Linked DNA regions of Mus musculus: region 1 is linked to region 2. Evidence: chromatin loops called from intact Hi-C (ENCODE). Cell type or tissue: heart. All regions are shown on one strand. Each heading gives the region's core, and the rest is flanking DNA. Links, peaks and the distances in the headings are about the cores only.

What was found. A loop is a pair of places that touch in the nucleus more often than their neighbours do. Peaks named below come from ENCODE experiments on the same cell type or tissue, not always from the same donor. Only the 100,000 strongest peaks of a DNase experiment are listed, where the experiment ranks them.
Region 1: it touches region 2 in a loop (2.2-fold over the local background); 3 of 42 quality-filtered maps call a loop at or near these places.

Annotation. Positions count from the first base shown.
Region 1 is chr5:112,274,915-112,279,301 of GRCm38, forward strand. It overlaps Tpst2 (protein-tyrosine sulfotransferase 2), which reads left to right and starts at 1,831. Exons shown (of 7, transcript NM_009419.5): 1 at 1,831-1,857. In heart, for the core only: a CTCF peak has its summit at 1,866; a DNase peak (open chromatin) is centred at 1,617; H3K4me3 peaks cover 2,496 bases; H3K27ac peaks cover 1,652 bases.
Region 2 is chr5:112,340,614-112,345,000 of GRCm38, forward strand. Srrd (SRR1 domain containing) reads right to left here and starts at 2,427. Exons shown (of 7, transcript NM_001359388.1): 1 at 2,262-2,427; 2 at 483-523. The coding sequence starts at 2,410. Hps4 (HPS4, biogenesis of lysosomal organelles complex 3 subunit 2) reads left to right here and starts at 2,482. Exons shown (of 14, transcript NM_001359853.1): 1 at 2,482-2,550; 2 at 3,431-4,387. In heart, for the core only: a CTCF peak has its summit at 2,262; a DNase peak (open chromatin) is centred at 2,468; H3K4me3 peaks cover 1,837 bases; H3K27ac peaks cover 1,541 bases.

The DNA of each region.
Region 1 (4,387 bases), core at 304-4,303, 66 kb before region 2:
CTTCCTAGCATCTGTGGAAGCAGAATCCTTCCTCTGCATCCTTTGCCTACCCTGGGATGCTTAACCACCCCTGGGATGAGCCAAAGCCCTTACCTGCTTGTTCCTCCCTAAAAGCACCCCAAGGGGGTCTCTACAGAAATCTTATCTAGCCATACTCTTCCCTGATGAACATGGACCCTGTCTCCATTTCAGCAGGATCCTGTGGAGATAGATGCCTTTCCACAGTGCACAGGAGCCAGGCCACATCCTCCCCTTCCACCACATCCTGCCTACCTGTCTTCAAGCAAGGCCCCAGGCTGACCTCCTCCTTTCTGGATCCTGCCCCCCCCCCCCCCCCGGGCCCTGCTGTGACTAATGTTCTTTTCATGACTAGTTGCACAGGCCACCCTGCCTGTGCTTTGGGTCATGAGGTAAGCACCTCATTTTTTCCTCCCTGGACTAGTTTTGGAACCTACTCTTGCCTGGCCAGTTCCAGACCCTGCTGGGAAGGCTTGTTGAGGGGAATCCAGCTTACTTGTGGAATCATAAAGCTCAGAGAAAGCCCTCAGCGGAGCAGAAGTCCCCTTCAGGCAGACCTTGCTCTTTGATCTTTCTTCACCCATAAATAGTATAAAACTCCCAGAGCTGTGTCGTTAGTCACAAAAAAAAAAAAAAAATCTCAAATATGCACTCAGTAAATGCTATGTTGTGTGGTTTCATTTTTGGTAACTGGCTTCACCAAGACGGGGACTTTGTCAGCCCAGCATCTCCCACAGGGCAGGCACTGTTTTATAGACTACATGAATGAATGAATGAATGAATGAATGAATGACAAACACATATCTGTGTGCCTTGCTTTGTCTGGCCTGTAGAGATATTTGTGTTAGTTGTAACTAGTATAAAAATGAATTTCATTTAGTTTTGTACAGGTTTGGGGTATACGGTTTCACAACACCCTGGAAGGTCAAAGGATTTGTTTGGGTGGGAGGGGTACGTCCTTGTATGATGTGGGTCCCTCATCGAACTCATGTCGTCAGACTTAGAGGCAGGCGCTCTTACCCACTAAGCCATCTCGCAAACACCAGGATTTTATTTTCAATATTTATTTTTATTACTGTGTGTCAAGGCACACGTGTGGAGGTCGGAGACAACTTTGTGGAGCCGGTTCTACTCTTCCATCTCTGCACGGGTTTCGGGGATTGCAAGCGTCTTTACCAAACGAGCCATCTAATGTATTTTAAAATGGTAAAACACACCACAACTCGTGCGCGCGCGCGCGCGCTGTAAACAGAGGCTATAGAGGACGCAGCGAGAGGCTAGCCTACACCTTCTCCTTTGCTCTGCACACCTTGGGCTGGCTCCTTTCTGGGACCCAATCCTGTACCTATAGTGCACACCCCTGCGCTGACGGACAGCCATCCCGCTCAGCGTCTGAACGCCAGCTTGTGGCTGCGCCCTCAAGGATGCCGTGCAGAGGAGGAACGCCCTGCGTAGTTAAAGGAGCCAGAGCAGCAAGCTCTAACGGCAGGGGCTCCGCCCCCGGGGAGGAGATGAGGGCGGGGCAACGCTGGAAGGGGCGGGCTCTCTTGGCCACACCCCTTGCGTCATGGCGCTAGAGGGGAAGCTAGGGGAGGGGGAGTGGCGGAGGCCGTGCGTGTGGGCAGGGCCTATCTGGGTCCCGCCCCCAACCCTCTGGGCAAGCCTGGAGTGTCGCGGCTCTAGCGATAGACGTTGGGGGCGTGGTCAAGCACTAGGCGACAGGGGCGTGATCACGAGTGGCTCCGCCCCTTGCGTCACGACACGCGGCCCCGCCCCTCGCGGCGCCTCCCTGGCGGCCGGCAGGGAGCCGGAGTCTGCGCGGGCGCCGATTTGGGCACGGTAGGTGGCAGCGGCCTCGGCCAGTACCAGGTCAGGGCTGCGTGGCGCGGTCCGGACGGTGGGCGGCGCGGACAGGCCTGGTCGCCGCGGGAGGACGCGCGTGGCCTGGAGCCCCACCCGCGCGGCGCCGCGGGGAAGTTAACTTGCGGAGGTCGCGGCCCACGGTGGTTCTTAAGAACGCGTAGACCTCTCTTGCTCTGCCCTGTTTTGCTTGCTTCCTGCTTCACACGTGGGAAACTGAGGCCTGGGGTCACGTGCCCGGGCGCTGGGACTCACAGCTAGGACGGGGCAGAAACTCTCCCGCGGGGTTTTGTGCGCGCGAGCGAGCGTGTGACCCTCCCCCCTCCCCCCAGAGGTGGCTGCCCCTGTACCCACTGCTCCCGGTGTTCATACTGTTCCTTGCCCTCCCCAACCCCTTGTTTCTTTCATTCTAGCAGGGATGCCCGATGGTTAGTTAGGCCCAGCTTCTGCATTGGGGCAGATCGGGCTGGGAGGCTCCGGCTTAGTATTGGGGACATGCCCTTTCTCCAGCCTCTGTTTCCGGACATACAGAACTGGGTTTGTTTCGTTACCCTGAAGAAGCTGTTAAGTTATTTGTGAACCGCTGTACCCGCCTTGCCTCGCCTTGGGCTCATTCCATTTACCATATCTTGTTTTAAAAACCGTATCTAAGGATTTTTTTTTTTGTAACACTTTTTCTGAAGGTCTGATCCACTAACCATATAAATCTTCTTTTGGAAGTAAACTTTAGGTGGTTGGTGGGTTTTAGGATGCTCACATTACGCACTGATCCTCGTCTACTTTTAGAACATTTGTACATCCCCCAAAGCAGCAGTCCCTAACCCTCAACTCCCAAACCTCTTTCCCCAGACCCCGGCTCACCTTCATCTACACTACTATCTGTCTATGGATTTCTCTGCTCTGGGTGGTTCTGTGTATGGTTCCTCATGTGCATAGTATTTCCTAGTGTGGATATTGTGTGTGTGTGTGTGTGTGTGTGTGTGTAGTCCATTGGTTTGTAGATGGACAGTGGGTTGATGTTCCTTTATGGCTGTGATTAGTATTGTTGCTGGGAATACACACACTGTATTTCTCTTTTCAGTTTTGCCTAAATTTCAGGATCCCTTTAAAGTTTAACCTATTGAGGAGCTGCCAAACTCCCAAAGTGCCTTACCACTTTACTGCCTCTGGAATGTGATGGTTATGATGATATTTGTGACCAAGTCTTATCTACCTCAAGCTGACCTTGAACCCCAGACTCTCCGGTTTCAGCCCCGGAGTGCTGGAATTAGAGGCTTGTGCCACTTGCCTGGCTTGAGGTTTCCCATAAATTCTGAATATGTTTCGTTTCTTCTGAAACATCAGCGTCTTCCTGGCTTCAATGCATTTGTTATAAATGATTTCCTAGTTCATTAGTGCTCTGAGGGGTACCCTGCATGTCATCCGGGCGGTTCCTGGGACCTGCTAGTAAGCAGCAGTGGTGAGCAGATTTGTGGTTGACAGCTTCAGTACCTGTTGGGGTTAGGGCCTGGACCTGCCCACCCTCTTCCTGTGCTGGGGGAGGTAAGGTTATAAAAGAGAGTCACTGTGCTTCCCACAGTGAGGGGGGGGGTGCGCGTTCATGTGTGCATGTGTGTGTGTGTGTGTGCAAGCTCCGTCGAGAAAGTGTGTATTGAGACAGGGTCTCCTGTGACTCGGGCTGGCCTTCACGTCACTATGGAACTGAAGATGACCTTTAGCCTCTGTTCCTCCTGCCTCCACTTCCTGAGTGCTATACAGGTGTGCATCGTGACACCTTCTGCATTCAGTGCTGGGGTGGAACCCAGAGCCTCCGGCAAGCTAGGAGATCGAGCTTCCAATAGAACTGAACTCCTTTTATAATTATTGTGGGTGGTGTGTGTGTCTGTGCACGTGTAGGGTCTGGGGAGGCCGGCAGTTGATGTAGGATGCCTTTCTCTGTCGAGCCTCATCTTGTTTTTTGAGGCACAGTCTCTTGCTTAACCCAGAACTTGCCATTTTGCCTAGAATGGCCGGCCAGGGAGCCTCTGGGACTAATTTATAACTCCAACTCGGGGATTGCAGGCACACGCTGCTGAACTCAGATTTTTTTTTTTTTCTTTTTGAAACAAGACCATACTGTGTAGCCTTTGGTTGACCTGCATCTGACAGATATCCACGTGCCTCCTAACTGCTGGAATCAAAGCTGTGTACCACCACACCCAGCCTTTTCCAGGCATGCAGAGACCCAGTCTCTGTTCCGCAGGCTAGCCTAGCATGATCTCTTACCCAGTGAACTATTTCCATAGCCTTGAGCTACGTTCTTGAAGGGAGTCCGATTTCTGAACGTCAGTCCAGGCTTCTGGTAGTTACCTGTTGCAGGGTTTAAAACAGCATTGCCCTACAGGTCCTGCATGGTGTCATCTGGCTGTGGCTGGTGACAGAACTGGGGAAACAGAGCCCCCGGCACTTAGTGTAGCTCCACCGTTCTCCACAAGTTCCTTGGTGAAGAAAGTAGTCTAGGAATCAAGGG
Region 2 (4,387 bases), core at 309-4,308:
TGGGGGTGGGGGGGTGGCTGCAGCCTACAGGTGAGGCTTAACTGAGTTATTGAAACAGGAGCCTGTGATACAGTGTAAACACTGCCTGTCCATCCCTGGATACAGTGTAAACCAGGGCCTGCTCATCCCTAAGGACCATGCTGAAGAAACCGAATTGAGAGCACCTGCAAGGGGGAAAGGTCTACACTGTAAAGGAGAAAGTGGGATCCGTATACAATCTAGCCATCTTGATGACTAATAGCACTTAGGAGAGCCATGCACTTCCCACCTTACTTAATGCTCACAACTACACTGCAGGATATACACACCACCACCTCCACTGCAGTGTTCAGTGCCAAAGACACAGCTCTGAGGAAGTCAGCACCAGAACCCACCACAAGCAAGACTGTGAAGCAAAATGTCCTTGGATGGAGAGTGTCCTTTGTCCACTTTCAGGTAGCCCCCCTTCCACTCCCACACCTCCCCTACTAACCCCTACTCACCCAGTGCCGAACTGCAGAAATCAGAGATCCGCAGGTCCTCCCTGTTGAGAAGACATGGCCTGCTCATCTCCCTTCTCTTTTGTGCCATCTTAGCCCCGACCATGAGCCAGATGCACGGGGGATGGAGGACCCTCTGATACAGAGCCAGCCCTTACTGAAAGACATTCCCATGGCCTGGATGTAGATTGCTGAGTCCTTTTATAAAAAGGACCTCCATCAAGAGGCCCTGGTTTGCCAAGGGATGGTCTGGGTGTGTTCTACTACTTTGGCATGGCAGAGATGCAGTTCAATAAATAAAGTCCTCAGACTTTCCCTTTATGATGGGAGTGTCCTCTCAAGACTGGAGAGTAGCAGGGGGAAATGAATGAGCTACTCAGCAGGAACTCAATAGCTTCCCCACTATAAATAACGGTAAAAAGAAGGTCAAAGAGGAAGTCCAAGGGTCTGGTCAGCTGGTTTCCACAGCCTAAGGCAGAACAATCAACAGTGAATTTAAGTATGCCAGAGGCAATGTTTAGGGACAAAGAGGAGAGAAACTGCCCCCAGGCGACCTACATTCTTCTAAGGAAAGAAGTGCCCGATAAATCAAAGTACTCTGTAATATTCTAAGTAGCCCTGAATCAGATTCTCTATGCTCAGGAGTGATAACCACACCCCTGGAAGGATGCTGGGAGAAGCAGGGCATTCTGGGAGATTCTGAAGCAGCTGAGGAAACAATGACTATCTGGTGTGCGCCTTGAAGAGTTCAGGTCCTAGACACCTATGTCTCACTAATCTCGAGACTTTAAGGCACTGCTTGCTTCTATCTGTCCTCTCAGCTGCACCGCCAGTAATTTATGTTCAGAGGTAACTTCTGGGTCACCAATGCTTTTTAAGTGTAACTTGCCCCCCTCATCACAGCCCTTCTGACCCATACAAAATGCTACCAACATTTCTAACTTAGCCCTGTAAGACCAAAACTAGAAAAGGCAAGAACACGGTGTAGCCTGTGTATGGTGGGCACCGTCTATGTGCCCTGTAAGAAGGTACAGACCAAGTGCTGGGGAGATGGATGTAACATAATAGAGTACATGATAATGATTAGGTGGAAGCATGGGGTTTGAAGTCACCAAGGCCTGGGCCTGAAACAATGATCTTTGTATGTCTCTCGGAGTGCCCAGGATTCCAGTGAGCCTGTGAAATACATAGGCTGCAAAAGTCTGCGCACACAGCTGCTGCTCAGTAAACCATTGATGCAAATGTTGACATCTGTGTTTGCTGCAACCTCGATTTACAATACGGATAATAACCAATGTGGTGTGTGGCCCACAGCAAAGACGGGATATCCTCCAATTCAGGGCTGCTGGGCTAGCCTAAGCTATAGTACAAGATCCCGCCTCCAAATCCAGAGCTGATGATTTATAGGGTAAAGGTTCTTGCCACCAAGCCTCACATTTGAGTTTGATTGTCCTAACCTATGCAGTGAAAGCAGAGGTCTTCTGAGCACCTTCTGACACCCTCCTCCCCCACCTCGAGCTTGGGTGCCAGGGAGTGCTCTACAGTCACATCACACAATCCTCTGAGCATCCCTACGTAATGCTTAAACCCCCATCTCAAAGGTGGCAGACAGGGACACAGGATGATAAACTGCCGCAGCCGCAGCGAATGGGAATGGCAGCTTTACTGAGAGCTTGCTACAGTGACACCGGAGGGAGAACTCAGCCTTTCCCAGCGGGTTGGCACACCCATTTCCAGGTTAGGGACACTGAGGCTGGAGTTGCCTCTCGGCGCTGCACTCACTCGGCCTCCCGCAGGCGGCGTAGCACCGCTTCGCCGTCCGCCTCCGGCTCGGCCCGGGGCCCCTCGCCCGGCCGCGGTCGCCTTCCCGCCGCGCGCTTCCTCCTCCGCGGAGCCACCGCGCTCCAGGGCTCGAGAGCCGCCGCCGCCATGCTCTGACGTCAGCAGAGTGCGCCAGAGCGGCCGCCGTGCCGCCGACGTCACAGGCTGCGTCACACCTCACGTCATCGCCAAGCCCCCACCGGCGGGAGGTGGGTCCGCGCGTGATCGCGGGGCTGCCGGGCGGGCGCAGGTATCGGGGGTTTTCCCGCGGGCGGCCAGACAGAGCCCGGGGTCCCGGTGGGCGGGCGGGCGGGCGAGCCTGATCCACGCGATCGGGCCGCAGGGTTCGGGGCTCCTGACCAGCGAGGGACTTCCCTCCGTCCCCGCGCGCACCCGCACTGTCCCCCTGCCTGTACTCTTAGGGTGTCATGGCCTCTTTAGGTCCCTTACACAATCACTGACCTCATCGGGACCTTTGAGAACTCGCTGTTAGGTCCTCCGAGCAGGCCTCAGGGAATGGGAGGGGTGGTTCCAGGAACAGAGATGCCCTGCACAGTGTGCTCGCCCTGTGTTTGCTGCAGAACGAGGTGTGTGTAGTTGAGGTGACTGATATTTAAGAGGCCTTTTCGGGTTCGTGGGGGATGCCCCTCGGGCACTTCCTTCTTCCTAAGAGAGTTTACTCGCTTTTAAGAGAGGGTCCTGCTTTGTAGCCATAGCTTGCCTGGAACTCAGCAATCTGCCTGTCTATTTCCAGTGCGCTGGGATAAAAGGCCTAAACTACCATGCCTGGCTCCCTCCCTAAGAGACTTCAACGTACTATTTCCACAGGTGGCAGATTGTGGCCAGCTTTAGAGATCCTGTCCTTGAAGGAATTAACCAGAAAAGTGGGATTAAGACTATAGTCTTAATGAAGCCAGGTGGTGGTGGCGCACACTTTTAACCCCAGCACTTGGGAGGCAGAGACAGCCTGAGTCTACAGAGTGAGTTCCAGGACAGCCAGGGCTATACAGAGAAACCCTGTCTCGAAAAAACAAACAAACAAATAAACAAAACAAAACAAAGACTATAGATGAAAATGACGGAAGGCTTGTCAAGGAAAAGGATTAAATTATTTTTGTGTTTCCTCCCAGTGTTATCCACACAGTGAAATAAGACTGTCAGAAAATTTCAGCCTCGTGGATAGTAATTTTAATGCCTGTACCACCTGTTTCTGGACAGTTCTCTTGGAGGAGCGAAGAATCAGAGTGAGGCCAAGACTCTTTTCTGGCAGAGTATTCCATGATACACTGAGTTGTCTTCCCCTCTGTCAAAGTTCTCTCTTGCACTCTGAAGGGCTGCGCACATTCTGATTAGGCTCCTGAGTGCCAGTTCCTTAATTTTGGGACCATTTGACTGGTGTGGTCCCTTACACCCAGTACCTTCTACACTCGTCGTCTGGTTTCCCTTCTGCAAAGCTATTTTCTGCTGAAAAAAAAAAAAAGGCCTTTGAAGTATCTGCTACCCGAACTCTTTTTATTCTAAAACACAAGCTCTGAAGGCTGCTTTGAAACCAAGTGTTTATTGAACCTTGTGGGTCACATGAGTGGTCACAGGTTTCTGAAAGAATTGATTCTTTGTTTTTCCTCAGAGCTGAGATACTGGTGTGTGTGTGTGTGTGTGACCTGGGAACTTTGGACCTTTTGAAGAAACTCACTGGATGGCTTTGGACTGTACACAAAGTCAGAGATCCTATCAGAAGCTGCCCTGCCCATCCAGCATGCTTCTCCTTGCTGTGGCACTCCCTGGGGGGGAGTTGGAACAGATTCCAGTGTAGACAGCCATACAGATGCTCCTGAAAGCAGCTCACAGATGGTTGAGTTAATCTAGTCCACCTCCAGTCCTCCTGGACTTGTCAGCAGTGCAGAGATACTTCTGGAAAGGAACCTGCCCCGAAGGGAAGTTGCCTTTTCATATTGATTCAAGAGTGAACAAGAGGCAGAAACCACCTGGATGGTCCACACCTGGCATCACTGAGCTGGGGACACCAGTTGGGGGACAGAGAACTGCTTCTAGGAAGAACACCAGATGAAGAGGATGAAGCCATCTGG